2 separate regions of the Homo sapiens genome follow, and region 1 is linked to region 2. A link is a loop called in an ENCODE intact Hi-C map of the cell type or tissue named here. Cell type or tissue: gastrocnemius medialis. All regions are shown on one strand. Each heading gives the region's core, and the rest is flanking DNA. Links, peaks and the distances in the headings are about the cores only. Region 1 overlaps LINC02966 (long intergenic non-protein coding RNA 2966). Region 2 has its middle 20 kb from the start of LINC02966.

Region 1 (12,380 bases), core at 2,284-10,283, 60 kb before region 2:
ACAATTCTGTCTGTTCTTTCATGTCTGTATCCCAGTACCTACTGCCTGGGAGTACACCTGGAGCTCAGCAAACATTCACTGACTAAATGGTTGCATTTTCCCCAGCAGGATGTACAGACGAAAAAAGACCAGAGGATATCAAATCTCACCACAAGGTGGGAGCATGCGTCCAGTCAATCGAGAGATCCTCTGTGCTGCGCACTGAGAGCACTCGGAGAGAAATCGTCAACGTGAGGCGCCTCTGGCTTTCCATCCTTCCATATCTGTCTAATTAACTCACATGCTAAGAAGACCAGCCATCAAGCCAGACAAGGAAGCTGGGACTTCAAATTTCCCCTACCTAGCCTCAACTATTCTCCCTTTATGATGGGCACATTAATATTCTTCCAAAATATCAGCATCATTTTGCAACTGGCTACAAAATACTTTAAAAGGAAAGATTCCACATGTTCCAGAAATAAAGTGCTTGAAATACTTTTGACGATGAGGATAAAACCCGTGTTTTAAGAGGAAGTTAGCTAAGGCTGGAGAGTTGGAACCCTCTGGCTTACTGATATTTATTGATCAATTACTGTATGCCCAAACATGTTGTGTAATAGTTGATCAGTAACTACTAAGTATAAACAAACTTTGACACTCCTTACCACAAATGGGCTTTAATAATAACAAACTAGTGAAGTTGGTTGGGCACAGTGGTTCACGCCTATAATCCCAGCACTCTGGGAGGCCGAGGAGGGTGGGTCACAAGGTGAGGAGTTCAAGACCAGCCTGGCCAGGTCTTTTGTATTTTTTGTAAAATACAAAAAATTAGCCAGGCATGGTGGTGGGCGCCTGTAATCCCAGCTACTCGGGAGGCTGAGACAGAGAATTGCCTGAACCCAGGAGGCAGAGGTTGCAGTGAGCCGAGATCATGCCACTGCGCTCCAGCCTGGGCAACAGAGCAAGACTCCATCTCAAAATAAAAATAAAAGTAAATTGGTAAAGTCCTTTTTTTATATAGATTTTTCCCATGTGTCTGGGAAGACAAAATGAACATTTGAAACATGAAGCAGTAAAGTGCTCAAATTTGGTAGTTTGAACAATTAAAAGTTAGGGTAACTGTAGTATGCTGTTGAAGTATGCTGAATGAAGTATGCTGTTGAAGTATGCTGAATAAAGAAGAGAGCAAGCAACTTGGAGAAAGAAAATCAGAGTCTTCTGCTTGGGGTCTTAGTCACTTTACCTCTGAGTACCTGATTTGGGGGTGAAGCCCCCAGAACCACATATGCTTCATTTTCATAGTATTTAACACTATCTGCTCCATGCAAGTTCATTGAACAAATGAATCCATTTGTAGAGAGGGAATGATAATAATATTAACCTCTGTGGCTAGGAGGTTTAAATGAAATAATGAAGCCAAACAGGTTTTGTAACTCATAAAATGCTACAATATATTGTATATTATGATTAAATGCTAATCATACAGCCCAACAATAGGAGAGCCTGAGGCAGGCACGGAGGAGTCATTGTCCACCAGAGACCTGTGGGAAGGCTTCTTAGAGACGGGAGAGGGGCAAAGCTCTGGAGCATACCTCTCCACCTTTCTCCATCACGAGCAGCCAATCGGCATTTAGCATACCCCACCAGGCAGCAGGAACCCCCTTGCCAGTCTTCATGGAGAACATGGGTTCTCATCTGGGAACAAGTCCATGCTCCAAAGGCCAGAAATGCTTCCCTCTTGGCCAGATTCTTTCCAAATGGCAGAGAGTGACTTTTCAGCAAATTGGATCTAATAATATTCCTGCCAGGAACCCTCCTACCCCCACCTCACACATTAACATCCTAGGAAGAAAGGCTCTGGAGCCATTCAGAATCTTATTATTGCCACTATAATTATTATAGTTATGACTATGACAATCATTATAAGGAAAATCATCCAAATGTAGTAAGGCAAAAAAAAAAAAAAAAAAAAAAAAGAAGGTGACTTCATGGCTATGAACAGAGTTAAAAGGCCAGCAGATAAAGAGAAATGTCAATCTCTCTTCTGCCAGGCCACCTCCAAGTGTGTGGGGAAGCTGGGTGTGTATTGCAGGGGTGCAGGGGAACTGCCCTATGGGAGGAAGAAGTCCTTTCCTTCTCCTTCCTGTCCAATACTTGTCTGTTCTCCTTTCCAAATGTCTCTAGCAGCCCTCATTTCCTCTCCATCCCTTCTTTGACTGCCTGAACTCAGGCCCTCATCACCTCTTGCCTGTATTATTGCAAGACCCCCCTCACCCACCTTCCAGCCTCTGGGTTCACCCAGTCTCTCTAGTGTTGCCCCAAAGGGATCTTTTTAAAATAGATGGCATCATGACACTCCTCTGTAAAACCCAGGCGAAGCTTCCCATGGAAAATATGAGAATATATGTGGAAGTCTTCTGCATGGCTTGAAAGGCTTCAGAATGGTGCTATTATCTGCATGTTTGTGTCCCTCAGAAATTCACAAGGTGAAGGTGTTAGGATGTGGGGCCTTTGGGAGATGATTAGATCATAAGGGTGGAGCCTATGGGAATGAAATTAATGTCCTCATAAAAGAGGCTGCAGAGAGGCCCCTCACCCCTTCTGCCATGTGAGGACCCTGCAATAAGGTGCTTTCTATAAGTCAGAACACGGGCCCTCACCAGATATCCAATCTGCCTTGATCTTGGACTTCCCAGCCCCCAGAACTATAAGAAATACATTTCCGTTGTTTATAAACCACCCAATCTATGGTGTTTTGTTATAGCAGCGTTATGTAGCAGCCTAAACATGCTAAGACAACTGGCCACTGCCTTATCCTATGGAGCCCACAGGCAGAAAGACAGATTCTTGGCTCCTGCACATACATCACCCATTCACATGCTTTATGTCCTCTTTTCTCGTAGTCAGTCAAGTTGTTCTCATAGCCTGGAAGTACCTGTTCATCCTACCGCCTACCTTTTGAAGTCTTTCAAACCTTGGCTCAGACCACCTGTTCCAAATATTTCTCAATGTTGGAATTATCTTCTCCTCAGCCTCTCCTAAGTATATTATTTGCATTTAAGATACCCACCCTCAGATTTGGGCTACTAAGTTCACATCTCTAGCTCCCTGAGCCTGCAACCCCTGGGTGTCACCTCCTCCTCCAATATTTAGCATTAGTTAATAGTTGGAGCTGAACAAATGCCTGGTGAGTTGAAAGTATGTTTTATCGCTTTACCTTGGTATGTTCTTGCAATGATTCTGTGGGGCGAGCACATCACTGTGATGACCATGGTGCTGCACATGAACAAACAGAAGCCAAGCAACTTGGCCTGGGCCAGACACCCAGGTGATGGATCCATGTGTACAGCCTAGCTCACTACAAAGGAAGCAAGGGTGGACCCACTCAGAGTGGGACACTGCACTGGGGAAGTGCCTGGGGTGACTCCATGGGTCACAGTATATAACACAGTGATTAAGAATCCAGGCTCTGTATCTGAATCTCAGTTTCATCCTTTCTGTCTGTGCAATCCTGGGTAAGTTTCTTCATCTCTTAATTTCAGTTTGTTTGTTTATAAAATGAGGGTAATGATAGCACCCTCACAGGACTGCCAGGAGTAAATTAGATAGCATCAAATACTAGCATTGAAGCAGGCATATACCGATACGTAGAGTTTTGTTGTGATTAAATTAGCACTAAGAGTATCGACAAACGACAGAGTCATATTTCTCTTTTGTGCCTGGGAATAGTGAAGAGGAGTCCAAAGTACCATCCCAGGAATGAGGAGGAGAAGGAGAGGTTGGAACAACATCCCCTGGTTGCCTGAGCACATTCCCAAGATACCAGGCCACCCATCAGCATTTCCCAAGCAACAAGTCACTGTCATTTCCTCCCCCATGCCCTGGGAAAGTGCACAAATTGAGTTCATTCCACAAGCCACTGTCTCCTCTTCTCAGGCCCAGTCATGACCCTCCCAAGCTATTTGATACACAAAGGTCCAGGTATCAGCCATGTTGGATGTGGTTCTGCAGGCATCTTTAGGTACACAAAAGATGAAAGCAGCACGCTTGCAACGAAGTTAGTCAGTGCATGGAAGAGATGCCTTCTTGCTTCTTTGAATCCAGGTTAATGAAAGGTGAATCCAGTTATCCAAGTGGAAGGAAGACAGCGAGAAAAGATAAAGAGAAGTTTCAATAGTGATGAGGAACCAGGCAAGACCTGCTTCCTAAGTTGCAGCAGAGGCTGAATAGTTCAGACCCTGGAGTCAGTCTGCCTGTGTTCAAATTTCTGTCCCATCACTTCCTAACTGCATGGCTTTGGGCAAATTATATTGGCATTTTCTATTTCCTTACCTGCAAACTCAGAGTGCTGCTAACATCTATATCATAGAATCATTGTAGGGATTAAATGGGATAATTCATGTAAAGTTCGTAGCACAACACTGGACACAATAAATGCTCACTCGGTTAAGAGGGTTAGTAGTGGTGGTGGTGATGGTGGTGATGGTGGTGGTGGTGGTGGTGGTGATGGTAGTTTGATCCTGATCTAAACTGGGTGAATAATTTTATTCCCATTTCACAGGTTCAATAAACTCAGGTTCAAGCAGTCAACGGTCTTGCTCAAGGTCACACAGTACATGGCAGGTCCAACTCAAGTTCCACTCTGTTTCTGCCTGGGAGCTCAGTGAGTGATCCAAATGCCCTAAGGAGGAGGAGCTGAGACCAGAATGGACATTCTTTTCTGAAAATCAGAGGACAAGAAAGATCCAAACCAAAGACCAAACTGAGCTAGGTAAAACATGAAAACATTCCAAATCATTACTTAGAACTAGTTAAGAGCATGCCTACTGAGAAAGTCACTCTCTTCTACTTCCCTGAAATTGCCAACTTGTGCAAGATTTCACCATTCTCCTCCCCAGTATTCGTCTACGTCAGATGTAGTACTTCTATACTCAGATATAGTGCTTCAAGGGAGGCCTTACAACCAGGAACAGAGGTGAAGTTTCCCCTAGAAGGAGCCCTAAGTCTATGGGTTTGAGCAGCAAAGGCAAGGAGGCTTCAATCTTGAACCCAAGCTACTTCAAGAGGGTCTGGGCTGCAGAAAAAGCCCACCTGTCTAGGACCTGTCCTGTGAGCTATTGTTCTACCCCCAGGTGAAATCTACTCAATAAAAGCATTAAGACAGCATTTATTGACCAACTTACTTAAGGGCCAAAGGTCAGGAACTGCAGCTTCTATTAGGACTAAAAGAAGAGAGTGGCCTCAAAAGTTACAAATGACCTGGGGGAGTTATGAGATGTGGCACTCACCACTCTTTGGTTATGACTGTAATGTTGCTGGGAGCTAGACACTTGTCATGGCTGAGGCCCCAAGTATCTGTATGTGACATGACAGGTGCTCATAGACACCTGTCAAATAAATAAATAGAAGTCCTATCACTCCAAGTGAGCTTTGTGGCACACTCTCACAGCCACTCTCTCCTTTGGTTTTCCTGGCAGCTCTGAGAGTTAACCTCAGCATGCATTCTTAGCCACCAGTACACACAAGTCTCTTCTGGAGGCATCTCAGTAATAAGAGCAGCACAGAGTTTCTGAGCACAAATCTTATGAGCTTTCCATGATGCCACATGTTGAGGTGCCAGAGTGCTGCTTGGTAGATTCTGAGTACCTGTCACAGCTCCCTGCTTCTTTCTTCCCTCTCTCCAGCACAGGCTTCAGGGGGCACCAGATATTTGAGCCCCTGGTGGGATTTTACCTTAGGTTGTTCTGGATGTCACTCTCACTAGCTTCTCTGACTAGAAAGAACCAACTGAGACATTTGCAAAAGAATTGTGAGTTTCAAGTCGGAAGACCTAGGATCTAGGACCAGCTCGGCTCCCTGCTAGCCGAGGATCCCTGGCAAGTCAAGAAGCATTTCTATTCCTCAGATTCCTGATCTGGGGTGTGGAGAGGCCAACTAAAGGAAACAGGAATGTGACATGACCTCGATGGTACCTGACACATTACAGGTCCTGGAAAAACTGTTGTCGGGGATAAATATGAAAATGCATGCTAAGCAGTTATCCTGGGGCCTGGGCTCAGTAAACATTGCTACTACACTTACTGTTTCTGACCAGCTTTAATCCCTGGGATGATGTCTGTCTAGCATCCTCACACTGGGAGCTGCCTCACTCCCACCACTATGGTTTTCACCTCCCCAGATCCCTGAAAAACACCCCTGCCTCTCTGGTCTCCCCAGGGTCCCCAATCTCTCTGGGCTTCCCCTCGCCCAGTCCACTGGGCATGAGTCTCATCCAGCCTGGATGCAGAAGTCAGGCCCCTCCACCATCCTCTCTAACCTACTGCAGCCCCTGCTTCTCAAAGTTCCACCAAGTCTGTGGCAAAACCTCAGGTCAGGCTGAAGGTCCCCATCCAGCCTTTGCTGTCTCTCTCTCCCGCTGAGCAGAATCTTAACCATCTCATATTCATTTTAAGCACATTCCCTGTCCTGGAGCCCAGAACCTTCTCCAGGCCTCTGGAGCACCTGGTTGCACCCTTGCCTCCCTCTTCAGTGAGTGACTTTGCCTTCTTGTTCTGGGGAGTCAGGCCCCCTGGGGTGAGTGCTTCTCTGCATCCCATCAGGACCACAAGGCACATGGGGACATCAAGGGAAGGGAAGAGAAATGGGAGGGGTGACATGGGATGGAGGCATGGCATCCTGGCAGTGGAAATGGGCTGGAGTGTGGCCCTGGGGACTCACTGACCACTAAGCCTTGAGGGAGGAAGCGAGGCCTGATAGCGCATCTGGCATGTGGTAGCCACTCAGTAAATATCCACGTATGCGTGCCCAGTGTTGACATTTAATAAGCATGTTTTACTGTGTTCAACACCATCCCAAGAATGCTGGTGTCCAGGATCAAGCTGCCCATATCCCTGCCTTTTATGGACTCCAAGTGTGGGGAGGAACTGAAGAAGGGGAGACCTACCCAATTTCCATAACCCAAGATAACATGCTAGAGAGAGCACACAGTCTGTCGGGAGGCTCATTCATCTGCTTGGTGCAGGGGAGACATTGAACATGTTCAGTCGCAGATTTGTCTGAAGAAAAAAGACCAAACGAAGTGCAGGGAGCAGGTGGGAGGGTGTATTCTGCTTTTCAGAAATCATGTGTCCTCAGAGGATGCACCTTCCAAAGCCCTTACCATTCGGGCGGCCAGCAGCAATGGCACCCGCCATCTTGGGGACACGAGCTGCCCGTCTGGTTTGTCCTCTGCGCCTCTGCATGGAGTGGGATGCAGGCCAGAGAAACTGCTCTGTAGACAGGTCAGCAGAGGGAGTGGATCATGACAGGAGCTGGGAGATTGGCTTCTCATTTGGGCCCTGCAGCTGACCGTGTCACACTGTATGACAAAGAACATCACCCTTCTGCCCAAGGGCCTCCGTTTGAAATTAGGATCTTGGCCCAGATCAGTGGTTCTCAAACTTGGATGTGCATCAGGACCATCTGGAGGGCTTGGTAAAACACAGCTGCCCCCACTCCGCCACCACCAGAATTTCACACTCAGCAGGTCGGAAGTGGGGCCTGAGACCGATTCTAACAAATTCCCAAATGGGGCTCATGCTTCTGACCCAGGGACCACACTTTGAGAACCACTGGCCTAAATAATGACTACAGCTACTTCCAGCTGTGAGATTTTAGAATTTTGTTTCGAAGAAGCAGTGTAATACAGGAAGAAGAAATTAAGAAATAAAGGAGGATTTTAGAAGACACATGAGGCCTGGTGCAGTGGCTCACACCTGTAATCCCAGCACTTTGGGAGGTCAGGTGGGAGGATGGTTTGATGCCAGGAGTTTGACACCAGCCTGGGCAACATGGCGAGATTTCATCTCTACAATAAAACTTTTTAAGAAATTGCCAGGTGTTGTGGCATGCACTTGTAGTCTTAGCTACTCAAGGCTGAGGTGGGAGAATCTCTTGAGCCTAGGAGTTCTAGGTTACAGAGAGCTATGATCACAACACTGCACTCCAGCCTGGGCAACACAGTGAGACCCTGTCCCTAAAAGAAGAAGGAGGAGGAGCAGGAGGAGCAGGAGAAGTAGGAGGAGAAGAGGAGAAATTTCTGAACAGTCCCCTCAAGCAACAAGCAGGTACCTGGGCATTGCCCAGTCCTGGCAGAAATGGGGCTGTGGGCCTAGCAGGACTACTCTCTCCTTTTTTCTGCTCTTAGGATTTCTTTTCATTTGGTTTTCATTGGCTTCTACATCTGAGACCATATTTCACAGCAGCTGCTGGAGTCTGTAATGAAATACTTTATGGGAAAGCACTTTGAAAATATGAAGGAAAAGGCAGGGGGGTTATTTTGAACGTCTGTTTATATTTTCTGTTTTACCTCCATCAAAAAAGCAAATGATAGTTGCAATAAAAGACAGAGTTGTAGTTGCTGGGAGAGAGTTGAATGGGATGGAACTGAAATTACTTGAATTAAATAAGAGTCTCATTATCCCCATGCATAGGAACCAAATACTGAATAGATGTGCAGGGAAGCCTGGGTGGCCCCAGAAATGAAGGAGACATGCTTTCCCCTAGAACTGGGGAGGAGACATGCTCTCCCCTAGAACTGGGGAGGAGACATGTTTTCCTCTAGAACTGGGGAGGTGACAGGCCGAGGTGCCACAGGGCACAGGCGTGCAAGGGCCGTGGACATGGTGTTCATTTTCAGAGGATCTGGGAGCCACTTGCAGGCGAGTTCTTTCATACCTTGGGCCTTGAACTCTTGTGGGCCAAAATGCCTTGAGATCTGTGGTCAGAACATTCATTCAGTGCCCAGGGCCCAGAATGAGAGTTCAAGCTCCCTGACCCCTGGTCAGTGTCATTTCCACTGTCTCAGTGTCTTTCATGGTCTTGAGGTTTCTCACCTGCAAGTACAGCAGAGCTCCCTTAGACTTGGATCTGACCCCTTTTTATTTGGGGTTTTCTTTCTATGCAGGTTCAGCTGCTCCTTCTAGACACCTACACCTGCCTCTTATCCCAACACACAGAAGCATATAGATCTGCAGGGACCAACCAAAAAGCAAACTAAGCAGTTTGCTCATGAACAATATCACCTTACATGGGACCTCCGGGATCCCTGCCCCAGGCCCTGTGCCTCCACGGGCTCTGCTCTGGCCTCCTCAGCCATGACTCTTCCAATGAGGAGAAGCACCTGGGGGACCAAGGGGATAAGCCCACCTGCAGCCCCTCCTCACATAGCCCATGCTCCAGTACACACGGCTAACCTGGGGGTAGTCAGGGGGTGGTCAAAGGGTGGATATTTTGGGGGAGGCCTTTGAAGGGTCAAGATGTCCACCCATCTGTGCACAAGCCCCTCAGGATTCAGACAAGAACTGGGAATGGGGTCAAGGGAGGGCTCAGGCATTCATTTGCACTCTTGCATGGGTCCTGCCAGCACTCAGACCTGCCTATAAAACTCAGTTAAGTGCCAATTTTCCAGAGGAATTGCATTCTATTTGTATAGGGAAAGAGGCTAAGGAGACACAGAGCAAGCCAGCATCCTGGCAGTCTTCAGGCCTGTGCCAGGTCTGGCTGGAAAAGCCCAGGCAGACAGTTGCATGGCCTGCAGAGCCCAGAGGCCCCACTGTGCTGGTGGAGTTGTCCAGCGTCACACAAGAGCCCTTCTCAGAGGGGTCAGCCATGCTCTTCACCAAAGTTGTTTCAGGCCAAGATCCCAGCTACTCTTGAGAACACCTGTAAGTGGATGGTCGGCCAGGGTGGCGCCAGGCAGCCCAGCCTCAACAAACCCATGACCTTCTCCTGACCTCTGCATAGGGCCAGGTTGGGCAAAAGCCCCAGGTTCAGCCACTGGGCAATGTGGCATGGAAACACATTTGAGGCACCAAAGACCTGTTTTCCATGGGCATCACCAGAATTGAAACAGACTGGAACACTGAACTATTACCAAGAAGACAAATAGAAGTCTTAGATTTAACGCCCCAAAATCAGTTGAACAAATACCAAATAAAAGATACCCTAATTCACCAGAGCATTAAAACCTCAGTGTGTCAGGAAACCATAGCTTGTATAAGCCAATTCTCTGCTAAAACAAAAACAAAAATCAAATGCAAACTTAGACTGCATTCATAGAAGTATAGGGTTCCAAATAAAGGAATTAGAAATGGCCCAGGCCACATTTAATACACTGTGCTCTGTTGCGGTAACACATTTTTTAAACCACAATTACAAACCAAAATATTCTCTAATCCACAAATTAATTTGGCAAGGAGGTTGGAATGTAGGCTTTGGAGTATTTTGAAGAAATGGCTTTTTAGCCCAGAAAGAAGATAAACTGGGGAGATTTGAGAGCTACCTTCCAATAATTGATGGATCATATGAGAGATTGCTTGTTTCAATCTAAGTACTACAACAGGATTCTGAGAAGCACAACCCACAGAAATTGACACATACCCCACAGATAGAAATTGACACAACTTTTCTAGAGAACCACATGGCCCTCAATGTTAAGGCCATTAAGAATTCCCACATCCTTTGGCCAGGACTTCTACTGCTAGGAATTTATCTCAAAGAAGTAATCAGAATGTGGCAAAGATTTTCCTACAGTGATATTTATGGCAGTGTTGTTTATAATATTGAAAAATTAGAAACAGTCTAGGTATCCAAAACTAAGAATACCTTACACACATTGCAATATATCCATGCCACAGAAAATTTGGTGACCATTAAAAATATTTAATATGTTTTCAAAGACTTTAATGATATGAGAAATGTCAGAATGTCAGTGAAAAGAACAAGCTGTATACAAAATCTACAGTCAATGTGATTCCAATTTTGTAAAACCTATGCCTGCCCACACAAGCACAAATAGGAAGAAACATACCAAAATGCTAACAGTGCTCATCACTGCAAGTTATATTTATTGGGGATGCTTTCCAAATTATGTTTTCTATATTTTTCAAATTTTCTGCAATGCATGTGTCAACTTTATAATGAGAGAAAAGTACTTAGCATATTTGAAGAGCAGTTATATGCTGAATGAGCGGTAGATTCAGGGATGACTTGAAGCTGGAACTGCTCAAGAACAGCTTCCCAATGAGGTGTGACCTTCTCTCTGGGAGTGTCCAGGTCTGCACTGGGTGGGGGAGTTGAACAAGAGAGTGGCCAAGTGTGAGAAAGGTTGGGATGAAAAGGAAAATGACCTTTACTGAGCATCTGCTACAGACTGGTTTCTATGTTCCAAAGCTGAGATTAAAAATCAAAATAACTTCTGCAATGAACTAAAGCTGGTAAGTGTTGGAGCTGAGACCTGAATCCAGGACTTCCTGGCTCTGAAGCACAAATTTGAAGCAGCCTTCTTCACCTGCAGGAGCCAGGCCTGCATCAGTCATCTGTTTATAAGGCCAACAGCCTGATCACCTCTTGCAATCAACCAACAGGTAGGAAATCTTGCAATTGGTTACAAAAAATTGTCTACTGACAGATTTGTGTGGCCTTCAAGTAGAGACATCTCTTGGACAGGAATTGCTCAGGGAGTCACTGGACCACAGCTGGATTCTCAGAGTCCAGTGTTCCCTCATCACCACACTTCTTAAAGGCCAAGTGGCCTTACTTGTTATGTGGACCAAATCTCCAGCTGATCGACTCCTTTTTAAGCCTTTACGATGGAGTCCCTTCTATTCCAGAAGCTCAAAGCTACCTCCAGAGGAAAATAAGCCATCAGGGTTTAAGATAGCCTATACTGTCCCCTCACCTTTACTGTCTTCCCCACCTTAGCCATTTTGCTAAAGTGCCAAAGAGCACATGGCTCACCTCTCTGACCCAGACCACAATACTGAGTCAACCAAGGAAGTGACTCAAGGAACAGAGTGAATTGGGGATACCATTGAGGGCTCCAGACACCAAACCTGCAACGGTGATACATCTGTCTCCCACTAAGATTTTTGACTTCTAAAGGGTTACTTGAGTCAATGAGTTTTTATTTTCATGAGGGATCTTCAATGGGTCCCAGAAAAAAAACAAGTTATCTACATAATCATTCTTAGAACCTTCTGAGCACTGATGCATTCCTGAGCTGTCAGCTGCTGCTCCTCTCCCTCCCTCCCCACACCAGCTGCACACACACACACACACACACACACACACACACACACTCACCTTCCTGCTAAAGACTCTGAGCACCAAAAAATTTGAACTGTTCCTGGCTGTAGCCAACAGAGTATGGAAAGCAATTGTTTTCAGCAAAGTCTTGCCCAAATGTGGAAGATGAATGTTCTCAGTGGACAGGCCCAACACCAAGCTCCTAAGGAGCACCTTCCTACCTAAGGGAGGGAGATGTACAACCTGCATTGACAGACGCAGGGCCATCAGCTCTGAGGGCAAATGCCCCTTGCAGAACCTGTCAAGAAATAAAATTGTCTCCCATCTGAGAACTA
Region 2 (12,380 bases), core at 2,818-10,817:
TTTTTAAAGAGATTGCTTTCACTTGAGAAAGGTTTTTAAACCAATGGAAAGGTTTCAGGAAGAAATACAGAACACTGGTGACGCTGAGGGCAACAGGAGAGCTTTCATTTTATTCATTCTTCATATGTTCATTCAAAAGTGCTTGATAAGTAGCTGCAGTTTACTTGAGTGTCAACCAAAATTGTGAGAATCCTAGTGTGATTTCAAATTGCCCTTTTAGGAAATTAAGTAGAAAAGTGATAACGAGTAACTTTTTGTCATCAGTTCTAAAAAGCCATTTGTGAATTTACTTTTATACAGGTTTTGTGACAATAGGGCCACCAGACATTTTGTATTATACATGCCACTCCTGCCAACCATAGACGTGATATTTAGAGATGATTCTGAGCAGTTGCCGGAGAAAACATGACATATACATAAACCCAAAGTCATTTACTAGTGTTGAGTTTAACTCTCTAGTTTAGAGATGATCACAAGTTCATCTTATGTGGCAACTCCATTGGCTGGGGTGCTGTGTTGAGACATCTCCTGAGGCCAATATGGATCAGTAGGAAAAAGTGCCTTAGATCTGGGCAAGAGGGATACTTGGCATCCTGGCTGCTCCATCTTGAAGGCTGTATCCCAGCATCCTTCAGGCCTACTGATCAGGAGCATTCTCCAGCTGTTCATTTTCTCCTAGGACAGCATTCATGATGAGGTCTGGGCTCTTTTTTCCAGGGGCAGGTCTGAACTGGAGAGATGAGTCACATGGCTAGAGCAAGACACCCAAGTGCTAGGCCCAGACTGTCTGCCACTTCCCTCTCTGTTCCACACAGCCAGCAACAGAGCAAGCTTTTTCCTCCCTGCAGAGAGCCAGTGTCAGGCACGGCTGAGGCAAGGCCGAGCAACCCTGGGGGCGATAGAGGGGAACGGGTTTCGGTTGGACAAGCCCAATAGACCTATTTCTCCTAGGACCATGAAAAGCCTGTCCCCCACATTTGGCTGGGAGCTGACTGTAAAAGTTGCAGCTCCTTGAAAGTTAACTCCAGAGACAGCTGCACTCCTCACCTTGTGTCTACATAATTAACCAGCAGTTGTTCCTGCTTTGTGGAACATGGACCAGGCAAACCCCGTGAGGTCCTGTGGGGACATTCTCAGTCTGGCAGACAATTGGCAGAGGCAGATGCAGCTTCTGCAATGCTTGACTGAAGGGACTGAGGACAGTCCAATTTTTTCTTTCCCACCTCAAATCACATTTATCCTTCTCTTCTGTCTCCCTTCCTCAAGGCCCTCCCACCATGACCAGCCCCTCTGGGCACTGACCCTGCTATTCCCCTGAGGTGGTCCAGATCAGCCCTGATATCTGCTTCTGGAACGGAATTTGAATTGAATCCCTAAAACCTTAAAATGTAAATTCTATAGTGTCTAAGCTAGAAGAATCTTAAATATCTTGTGGACAAGCTCACCGTTATGAAGAAGAGGAAACTTCACCTTGGCGTATCCAAGGACACACAGCTGGCCAGGGCAGGGCTCAGGCCGACTCTAAGGGCTGATCATGGCCAAATTCCACTCACATTTCATCCTCCCCAAAACCCTACAAGACATTCAGTCCACAATCATCTGGAGCTGCATGATCTCCCTAGATAAGCTTCATGCCATCATTTTAACTCCCATTTCTATACCTTCAACACTAACATCTTATTTTAATTCCAGACCTATTTTTTTAGGTACCTAAGATTCCTCAGATGCAACCCAACAGAACCTTGTTGCCTTCTTCTTTCCTAAACCTATGCAATCTTCTGTGTTCTTGCCTGTCTCCATTACATTCTTCTGGATGTGGATCTATTCTGGGAGGCAAATGAGGTGCCTGTTCCTCTGGGAGGGAAATGAAACATGTTTCCCAGCCAGATGGCCACAGGGAAATTGCTCTGGGGCAGAACCTCAGACATGAAGATGAACATCAGGCTACCATGATGACTGGCTTCCCCTAGTGGACTCTCAGGGATGGACACAGAGGCTTGGACATCTGACATCTCTCTGTTCTCATCCAGCCTCAGCTGTCCACATTCAGGGACTGAAATTCCTTCCTCCCAAGGGATTCAATCTGTGGTAGTTCAATCTCTTTCCAGGGGAGGGAGGTGTGTTAGAACCTAGCACTTCCCAAAGGTGAAGTGAAACCTGCCTCTCTCTAAATTCCACAGTGCTAATTAAATATCCCATGTGACTGCCTATCTAATATTAAACATGACCCCCATGTTTCCCAGACCAAACATCTTTCCTTCTCTAGACCAAGCATCTCCAGGTCCCAGTGCTCATGGGACCTAATCCCCAAACCACCCCAGATACACACCCTCTTTATGCCCATGGGGGTTAAACCCTGCATAAGGTGCTAAGGACAGACCTGGATAGAGAAGAACCTCACCTCACCTGCCGTGTTCCAGCAGGAAGGTCAATCTGCTTGAAAACTGCCTGAGGTTATAGCAGTTGTGTGGGCCACTCAGTCCACAGCTCCTTTTCCCAATCCTCCAAGACAGTGGGGCCCAATTTCCATCGCAATGTCTCCTTCCTGCCCTCAGCCAGGACACCCGCCTTGTTTTCTCACAGCCTCTCCTACACCTTTTTCAAACTCCTTCTCAGATCCCTCCTCTTCTATGGATCTATGCTATGTGCACCTCCTTGCTGAAAGTAGGAGTGGGTCATTGCTCTTAAACATTACCTATAAAATGAGGAACTGAGCTGGGCAGTCACTAAGGTCTCTCCTCACCTTATATATCCTGTTATTTATTTGTCTTATCTGTTAACTTAATCACAGCTTCTAGTTTGCCTTCCTCCTCAAGGGCACGATAGGGTCTGACCCAGTTCTATTGCTAAATAAACTCTTGCTTATTAAATTGAGTTGATACATATTAAGGAATGGAATGAACGAGGAAAGCGAGCTGTTGATAGGGAAAAGGTAGGTGCTGGTTCAGAAACAGGCAGAGGAGGGGGCCCTTCCCCAGGAAGGTGACTTGGGTCAGGACAAGAAAGATGGGAATAGGCTAGAAGCAATGGACAACACTCAGAAGGGAAATAGGGGAGAGATACTATCATGGCCACACCTCTTGTTTAGGATTCCGGGTTAGGGTGGCTATCGAAAAAGAGATTGAAGGGCAAGTGATATGATTGTCGTTAGTCCAGGAGCTTCAAAATCAGGATTTGCAAGCCACTCACATCAACACTCTCAGCCTCCGTTTCCTTCACCTCCAAAATGAGAGACTTGTAGCAGAGCCTCAAAGTGTGGTTTGGGCTTGTTAGGAATGCAGGGTTCCGGGCCCCACTCTGGGATGGAATGGGCATTCAGCCAGATCCGAGGAGATGCATGCTAAAGTGTGAGAAGTGCTGTCCTGGACAACCTCTCTGAGATTCTAAAGCAGAGATTGTTGAGTGAGCCTCCATGATGCTCAGAGTCCGCTGCACCATAGAATCACCTGGGGAGCTTCGAAAATCCCATGCCCACAAGAGAACTTTCTGGGATGGTGGATTATTCTACATCTTCACTGGGGTGGTGGTTACATAAATGTCTACGTTTGTCGAAACTCATGAACTGTACCCTTTCAATGGGGATATCGTAGTATGTGCAAACTATGCCTCAATAAAATTAATTAAAAAAAAAACTATCCCTAAACTTAAATCATTACTTACAGTAAAGCTGTAATAAAGAATACTATATTTTAAGAATATAAAGACTGCCTTAAAATATACTGTATTTCTCCCCCAAAGAAGGGGCTGTGCTCAGGAATAAGTCTGAGTCGGCTCATTTTCTAAGGATATAAATAAATGTTTCTTTACCTGATGCCACAGCCCATACCAATTAGGTCAAAATTTCTGGGTATCTTTTAAGCCTCTCCAGGAAATTCCAATGGGCAGCAGGGCTGAGAACTGCTTGAGCGCCTCTTGCAGATGTTAGCAGTCAACCCTTACCATACCGCTGCATTGGGATCTTTCCGAGTGCGCAGCACTGTGCAGAGGGCAAAAGGTGGAGAGAGAGAGGAAAGCAGGCAACACACTACGTCTCTCAATCATTGATGGTCTGGTTTGGAATACAAGGCTGGACCTACCCAAAAAGCATGAAGTTACTACTGAGGCAGGGCCACTCTCACAAAGAGTTTGAGTCTCTGGTGTTTGGCTGGAGCCTCCATCCTTGCCCTACCCAGGCCTATCCCAGCTTCTTGGATAATGTCAAAAGGCATGAGTCCCTTTCCTAAGATGCCAGGCCCCATGGAAGACAGCTTTGTCCTGCCTCTCAAACCAGATAAAGGCAGAGAGCACTGCCCTAGAGCTGCTGCTTCCAGCAGCCTTGTCTGTCTCCTGCTCTGCCAGCCCAGCAGAAGATGCCCAGACCCACCAGAGTGGCAAGGACATGGCGACTTCTTGGAGGTCACAGTTATTCACCTCTGAGTTTGCTTTTGAGAGTCCTCCTCTCAGCTCCCATCCCACCTCTGCTTTTATGGATTAATAAGTGGAGACTCAGAGAAGTCAAGTAGCTTCCCCAAAGTCACACAGCTAGAAAGGTAGAAGGGAGACCTTGAACCCATGCCCTCTGGCTCCAGAGCACATGCTCTTTCCAGAGTGCCACATGCTCCCCATTGGGTGGCAGGCTGAGATCTCCCCTCCCTTATGGATTAGCCAGAATCGATCAATTGCCCTACTATGCGGTACTGACTGGCTCCCTGGGACATGGGAGCAGGAAAATGAGGCAAAGTAACAACGGTGCTGTGTGTTGAGGGGGGTCAGGGTCTCTGGGTGACATCCCCTCAGCATGCAGTCCCCGGGAAATGCAGCCACCGGAGGGCACAGGTGCCTGGTGCTGCCTCAGAAGGAGGAACCACCATGTGCGAGGGGAATAATTCAACTCCAGGAGGCGAGGGCATGGCGAGCCCCGCTGCCCCTCCCCCTTTGCCAGGGCAACGTGGGATGTCAGACAACACTGTGGCCACCTCATTATTGGGCTGCTCGGCCATTGTCCCCGGGACAATGGTTTCCGGCCCTGGCTTTGTGTGGGGCTGCCAGCCGAAGTTATTAACCACGGGAGCTGCCTTTGAGGGACGTCCAAGGAAGGGGTGAAAGGTCACTGGAGCAGCGAGGGGAGCGGAAGTGGGAGGGAGAGGCAGCACAAAAGAAAGGGATGAACCCCCGTCCCCCTCCCCTGAAGGAGCCCCAAACAGAGCTGCGCCCAGAGGGAGGCATGTGGAGGCGCTTTCAGAGGAAGTTCTTGCTGCTGCAGCGGGACAGAAGCAGCTGGGATGGCTGACCATCCTGATAGGCTTTGGAGGTATCAGCGTGGATGGGGATACAGGCTGCACGTGGAGAGGACTGAATGGGTTGGTAGGGGGGACGGGAAACAGAAGGCGGCAGCAGAGGTTGCGTTTGGGGCTTCTCAACTCACTCCTTAAATAGGTGTTTGCTACTCAAGCCCTCTGATGTCCGTGACATCCGCCTGTGCCGCAACCCTCAGAGAAGCAAACTAGAGGGACCCCAATATGTTGGTCCTGGTAAAGAAAACTGCCCTTCTTCCCAAGGCTGCCCGTGTCAGCCCCTGCAGGTCTGGACGGTGTTGGCAAAGACACCATGGTTTAGGCTTGTCTGGGCAGGTGGTGGTGGAAATTTGGCCATAGATGGAATTGCAGAGGTTGCGTTAGTTATTCAGTGTCAATCTGCTTTTAATGGGACAGGGAATCTGATGCCCAGACAGGGAGAGGACTCTATCAGGGGCACAAACCCAGCAATGGGCAGAACTGAAACTTGATACATTATCTGTTCCCTGCCCTTGAGAAAAACTGGGCCTCTGGTGTTTGGCTGGAGCCTCCATCTTTGCCCTACCCAGGCCTATCCCAGCTTCTTGGATAATGTCTAAAGGCATGAGTCCCTTTCCTAAGATGCCAGGCCCCATAGAAGACAGCTTTGTCCTGCCTTTCAAACCAGATAAAGGCAGAGAGCACTGCCCTAGAGCTGCCGCTTCCAGCAGCCTGGTCTGCCTCCTGCTTTGCCAGCCCAGCAGAAGATGCCCAGAACACAGTGTGCTGCCCTCCAGAGCAGGCTAGAAGGCCCAGAGCTTTTGGTCATGAGGCCCCAGGAGGCCCATAGCTCGTCCAAAGTTGAGGCGTTAGGGCGGGAACTCTGGTCTCACCTGTCACAGTCTCTCCTCCAGCCAGCACACAAGGACGGGACACAGGCGTGGGTAGGTGGACCATCAGCTGAATTATAAGAAAGCATTTATAGCTTATCTACAAGTTTGGATATGTCAGGGCATTTGAGGGGAAAGTATGAATTATTCTACCCAGCTTTTATATTTAAGGTTATATGTTTTTTAGAACTAGAAAGAATGCTTCAGTCCCACAATATGGTTGGTTGGAGAGGAGAAGAAAAAGGAGACATCGAAAAGAAAATCTAGTGCTGGGTGGATATAGAATGTGAGGATGTGGAGCTGGGAAAACAGAGGACGTGGTAGGATGGGGAAGGAAAGGTTGTGGAAGGCCTGCATCCCATCTCAGTTCCTCCACTGCTTCATCCCAGATTCTGTTTTTGTTCCCCTGATTTAGACTTAGTCTGCCTCCATTCTCCCATCCCCTGTGTGCCCCCATCCTAGTCCTGCCTCACTGGACACAGCCTCTCCGCGGCCTTCCTCCTCCCTGCTCCAGAATTCTACCTGGTGCCTCCCAACCCCACTCGACTCATTGTCTACCTGGCCTCTGAGGCCAGGCACCCTCATTCCCCTCTCCCACCCACCCCACCCAAGGAAGCCCAGCACAGACCATCTCAGCTCACTCCAACATCACTTCTTTGCCAAATGCATTTCCAAACACCCTCATGAGCTTGCTGATCTCTTTGCTATCTCTCCCTGCCCCACTCCAAGGGCTCCTCCTGCCTGGTGAAGACTGCCCTGGGTACCCCAGAACTGAACCTGCAGCAGCCAGCACAGCTGACCTTGGGGGCAATAAGCAGCCAGGGAAAGGCTTTCTAAAAAAAAAAAAAAAAAATTACTCAGTAAGCAGATTAAATGAAGGTAGAGACGCAGCCCTCCACCCCTCTCACACACACACTCATCCTCACACACAGCTATACCACACCCCACAAATGTTGCTCATGTTTCTTTGGTCATTCTGTCCATCCTCCTGTCTGTCCAAAGCCAACGACACTGCTCTACTCTAAAGTTTTGTCCCAAAGCCCCCAAATACTGCAACCCTGATCCAATGCATGAAGCCACCCCAAAATACAGCAGAGGACACCAGGACTTTCATTTTCCCTCAGTATGGCCCATCCTTTGGGTATGCCAACTCCATGGCCACCAAGCACTGCATGTGGGACAGGGCACAGTTTGGAGGCCTTGGTTCAGCCACTGCCCCAGACCCAACTTGGCTCTCTCCTCACTAACACCTGAGAAGCCCAAACTTCCCAGTGTTTAGCAACAGATTAAACTCTAAGCCAACAACAACAGAACAGGGTGGAGTGAGTGGAAAGCAAATGAAATGTTAAAAAAAAAATTAAGCAGTACTTGCATTCTCATTAGTAGGAACATGTGAGATGAAGCACGTTATGTTATTAGGCATTCTCTCGATTCAGTAAACACAAGCTGAATAAATTTATAAATATCAGCATTAAGTGAGATTTAACGGGGAGCTGTTTATCTTCTGCCTGTCAGGCAGGCGGCAAAGCTCTCCATGTATCACTCACCAGCCGTGCGGTCCTCACTGTCTTGCCCAGGTAAGCTGGGGCAGAGCCTGCTGCAGCCCAGCTCTGGTTGTGGGAGGGCTGGCACCAAGGAGCTGCAAGCTTACTTCACCTCATCTCACCTCACCATGCTGGTTGCAAGGCAGCCCATGCGGTCCGTGCTCAGGAGGTCACACTCCTACGCTGCGTCCCAGCCCCTCCAGCAGCACAGCATGTCCTGGGTGACTTTGAAGGTGCTATTTAACCTCTCTAAGCTTAAAGCTCCTCAACTGCAGCATCAACAGATCAGTGCCGACATGGTAAGGCCATCGAGAGCATCAAATGCTACTGTTCAGCAGGTGCCTGACACATAGTAGGTCCACAAGCAAATGATTTTCCTGCTTGCATCATTTCTAGCACAGAGCTGGAGGGAATGGCAAGGTGCAGGTGGCCGCTGGGCCCTGCTATTCTACATGGGAGCAAGACAGCTGCTACGTGAAGGGGAATGACCAGGCAGCCACAGGGAGGACATGTGGCCTCAGGAAGCCTGGGTGTGTATCCTGGTTCTGGAAGGAACACATGTGGGGCTTTGTGTGGGTGACTCTCTGGCTCCCCAAGCCTCCCTTTCCTACTATTATATCCTTAAAGTGCCTCTGAGGCCAAAGCCTTTGTGGCAATTATCAAATGAGTCCATATGCAGTGAGTATCATGTTGAGGGAGGACAAGGTCACCAAGAGCTGAGAATGTTTCTCCGAGTGATGAGACCTAGATATTGGGTACATGGAGGTCCTCGGTCCCTTTGTGATGCCGGCAGCCTGTTGCCTCCTTGCCTGGACCCCGCCTCGGCTCAGAAAACCAATTCCCTAGATTCCAAAGGCGTTCCCAGACCAATTAGCATGTCCTGCAGCTGTCAGCTCCCTGTGCCTAGCCTGGACCTCAGCCCATGTCTAGCACCCAGTCTCCCACACCCACACATATTCACAAATAAAAGAAAATAACAAATGACATAAATTCTTCACTCCTGGTCTGGCTTGCTGTGTGTAAACTGCTATGACAATACAAGATGCAGAGGCAGGCACCCAATAAAAGCTGTTGAAAATGTGACTGACACCAATTTTCAGCTATCCAGGAAGGCACAGATCCTTATAAGGTCCAAGCAGAGTCCTCAAGAATAGTTGAGAATTCTTGGGTTCCACATGAACACAGGAGATACCCACACAAAGGCTTGGATTTCCCAATACATGACTACCCCTGAACACTCCTTCTTTCCCTCGTCTCTCTGCTGAGACCTCTAGACCCCAAGGATCCACCCATGACAACCTCTCCAACGATACCCTGATATGCTTTTCTTCCAGGCAGCATTTCCACAGAGCTGTGGGTGAAAGTCACAGGATGAAAATGTGCAATGGGACTGTATCCCCCACCAACACACTGCAGGAAGGGTGCACACAGAGTTCCCTCTCTGCCTATCCCAGGAATGGCCATCTAAGAATGATGCGATCTTTTCTAATAAGAAAGTAAATAAAGGTAGGTGCCATATAAGAAGACCTTGGAGGACTGTGGGGATGTTCCTTAATGTCTCAGAACATCTGCCTCCATCAATGAAATGAAGGATTCAAAGCAGCTCATCCCTGATTTGACCTCAATGCCGAACGCTAAACATCAGCCTTAGGATGCTGTCTGGCTGGGCGGGGAATGAAGGATCTGGGAGCTGAGTTGCAGGAAGCTGCAGCAGCTCCCCATTTACAGATCCTCTAGGGCCAGTTTTTCAGGCTTCCTGAATAAGAGAAGCAGCCAGGCAAATTCCACCATTCAGCTACATTTACAGGAAGCTGGCTATTTGGGAGGCTCTCTACCAGAGGCTTTGGGGAAAAAAAATGCAGAATTAATGTAAAGATCATATATTTACCTATGAGAGAAAAGATATCCAAGGATGCCCCTAGGCCTCATTTGATCTAAAACTAGGCCTGGAGCTACCTAATTGTCAAGTCAGTTCAGGCTTCTGTAACAAAAATACTGTAGACTGGGTGGCTTAAACAACAAACATCTATTTCACATGCTGCTGAAGGGAACCAGCATGGTCAGGAGCATGGTGAGGGCCCTCTTCCTGGCTTGGAGGTGGCCATCTTCTTGCTGTGTCATCACATGGCAGAGAGAGAGAGAAAGAAAGAATGAGAATGAGAGGAAGCAAGCAGTTTCATATTTTATCTTATAAGGGCACTAATCCCATCATGAGGGCTCCATCTTCACGACCCAATAGCCTCCCAAAGGCCCCATCTCCAAATACCACCCCACTGGTAGTTAGGGTTTCAACCTACAAATTTGGGGGTACACAAATATGCAGTCCACAAAACTAATACCCCTAAGTTGTCTGCGTATATATGCTTGTTCTGGTGCTGCTTTGAAGGTCTCAGACGATAGAATCAAGTGTAGATCAAACTTCTCTAGGCCTCAATAGGGTGAATCTAAAGATTGGGTCACAATAATGGCAATAAGCCACAATTCACTGGATTAATCTCACCTACTCCTTCAGGGGTCTATCCATATTCAAAGTACCACAAGTACTTGTAGAAGTCTCTGAGCAGTATCACAAAGACTGACATAGATACACGCAAAATAGAAAATGGATAGATGGTAGTATGGGGTTTGGGGTGGTGTGTGTGTGTGTGTGTGTGTGTGTGTAAGTAAAGAGGATGTCTTGTGCTTGGGATACATGGGGATATGTTTCTTTCGAGGCTCTTCGGTGGCAATGCTTGCCCTGAGCTCAGGAGACAGGCCAGAGAGATATATCTGTTCCCTACTTAAAAGAGAGCACTGATGCATGAAGGTCGGGAGGAGGCCAGAGAATAGTGTGTTGAAAGAAGAGAATGTGACCAAGGCCCCAGTATTAAAAATGAATCTTGAATTGGAGATGGGGAATGAAGAAAAAGTCAGAGAAGAGGACACACGTGGAGCAATCTGAAAGACAGGCAGAGCCACAGGTGTGCACAGTAACTGGGATGTGAGGGTAGTAGAGAGCTTCAGGAAGGAGGGAAAAGGCAATCATGACAAACACTGCAGGACAGTCACAAAGATGGTGAATGAGTAAAAGCCATTGAGCTTGGCATTGATGACCTTCATGGGAACCATACAAGGAGAAACCTGTGGAATGAAACCTAACTACACAAAGCCAAGGAATTAGTTAGCAGTAAGGACATTAAGGCAGTCTTATGGGTTAAATCATACACACAAAAATTGTCAAAATTCTCATCCCAGTACCTAGAAATAGAACCTTATTTGAAAATAAAGTCTTTGCAGGTGTAATCAAGTTAAGATGAGGTCATTAGGATTGGTCCTTAAGCCAGTATGACTTGTGTCCTTGTAAGAGAGAGAAAGATGCCAAGTGAAGACACAGACATACAGAGAGAAGACAGAAGATGGACGTGGAGGCTGAAGTGATGCAGCCACAAGTCAAGGAACTCCTGGGTTACCAAAAGCTGGGATAGACAAAGAAGTATCCTCCCCTAGAGCCTTCAGAGGGAGCAAGGCCCTGCCACATCTTGATTTTGTAAGCCAGATCTCCAAGATTGCAAGAGAATGAATTTCTGTTGTCTGAAGCAACCCAATTTGTGGGACTTTGTTATGGCATCCCTAGAAAACTAACACAGGCAGTAAGTGCACTTTTATAAGAAATGTGTTCATGAAGAGATGGAGTTAAATGCTTTTAATAAAGAGAATGTTTGGTTTTCCTTGGACATACTTGAGAATGTTTACAGACTAAGAGGAAAGAATCTAGAGAGAGAGAGAGAGAGAGAGAGAAGTTGAAGATTCAAAACAATGGAAGGATGGTTAATAAAATATGGAGGAGGAAGAAAAAGATTAAAAGGAGAACTCAAGTGGCATAATCGGCCAAAAAGGTGAGGGACACTTTGTCATCCCGGGCCAGGTGTCTTGGCCTAGATCCTATAGAAAGCAGAGCCTGAGGCAAGGATTGAAGTGCTGACATTTTATGTGGGGGAAGGGTGCAAGCTCAGGACAGTGAAAGTGAGGAATAAATGGAAGCAAGGCATGTGCAGATGGAAGGCCCTGTGATGAAACGCATTGCTATCCTAGTGGCAACTTCACACCAACTGCGAAGATGCTGTATTAGTCAGCGTTCTCCAGAGAAACAGAATTAACACAACACAGAGATAGAGATAGATACATAGATATAGAGATAGATCTCTCACATATAGACCTATATATCTATACATGGAGAGACAGAGAGAGAAGAACAGGGGAGGGGGCACAGAGAGAGACACATTGAGAGACAGATTTATTATAAGAAGTTGGTTCATGTGATTATGGAGCTGAGAAGTCCCAAGATCTGCCATCTGCAAGCTGGAGAACCGGGAAAGCCAGCAATATAGTTCTACAGTCCAAGTCCAAAGGCCTGACAACTGGGAATTCCAATGCTGTAAGTACCAGTTCAAAGGAAGAAGACTGATGTCCCAGATCAAGCAGTTAGACAGAGGGCAAATTCACTTTTCCTCTGCCTTTTTGCTCTATTCAGGCCCTCAATTGATTGGAACTTCTACATTAGGGAGGGCAATCTACTTTATTCAGTCTGCTGATTCAAATGCATATCTCATCCAGAAACACACCCACAGAAACACCCGAGAAATAATGTTTAGCCAGACACCTGGGCACCCCATGGTCTAGTCAAGTTGATACATAAAATTAACCATCACAGACAT

What was found. Hi-C counts contacts between places; a loop is a spot of excess contacts. Peaks named below come from ENCODE experiments on the same cell type or tissue, not always from the same donor. Only the 100,000 strongest peaks of a DNase experiment are listed, where the experiment ranks them.
Region 1: a loop joins it to region 2, with 9 times the contacts of the local background. A loop is called at or near these places in 7 of 110 quality-filtered maps.

The regions. Positions count from the first base shown.
Region 1 is chr2:113,358,493-113,370,872 of GRCh38, reverse strand. The region is part of intron 2 of LINC02966 (long intergenic non-protein coding RNA 2966); the gene reads right to left. It overlaps LOC124906070 (a long non-coding RNA gene), which reads left to right and starts at 11,229. Exons shown (of 3, transcript XR_007087202.1): 1 at 11,229-11,384. LOC107985936 (a long non-coding RNA gene) reads left to right here. Exons shown (of 2, transcript XR_001739651.2): 2 at 109-481. In gastrocnemius medialis, for the core only: no CTCF peak of the experiment used is centred there; a DNase peak (open chromatin) is centred at 5,352; H3K27ac peaks cover 853 bases.
Region 2 is chr2:113,298,580-113,310,959 of GRCh38, reverse strand. No RefSeq gene overlaps it. Among named protein-coding and RNA genes, the nearest start is that of LINC02966, 20 kb to the left of the region's middle. In gastrocnemius medialis, for the core only: no CTCF peak of the experiment used is centred there; a DNase peak (open chromatin) is centred at 6,045; H3K27ac peaks cover 1,113 bases.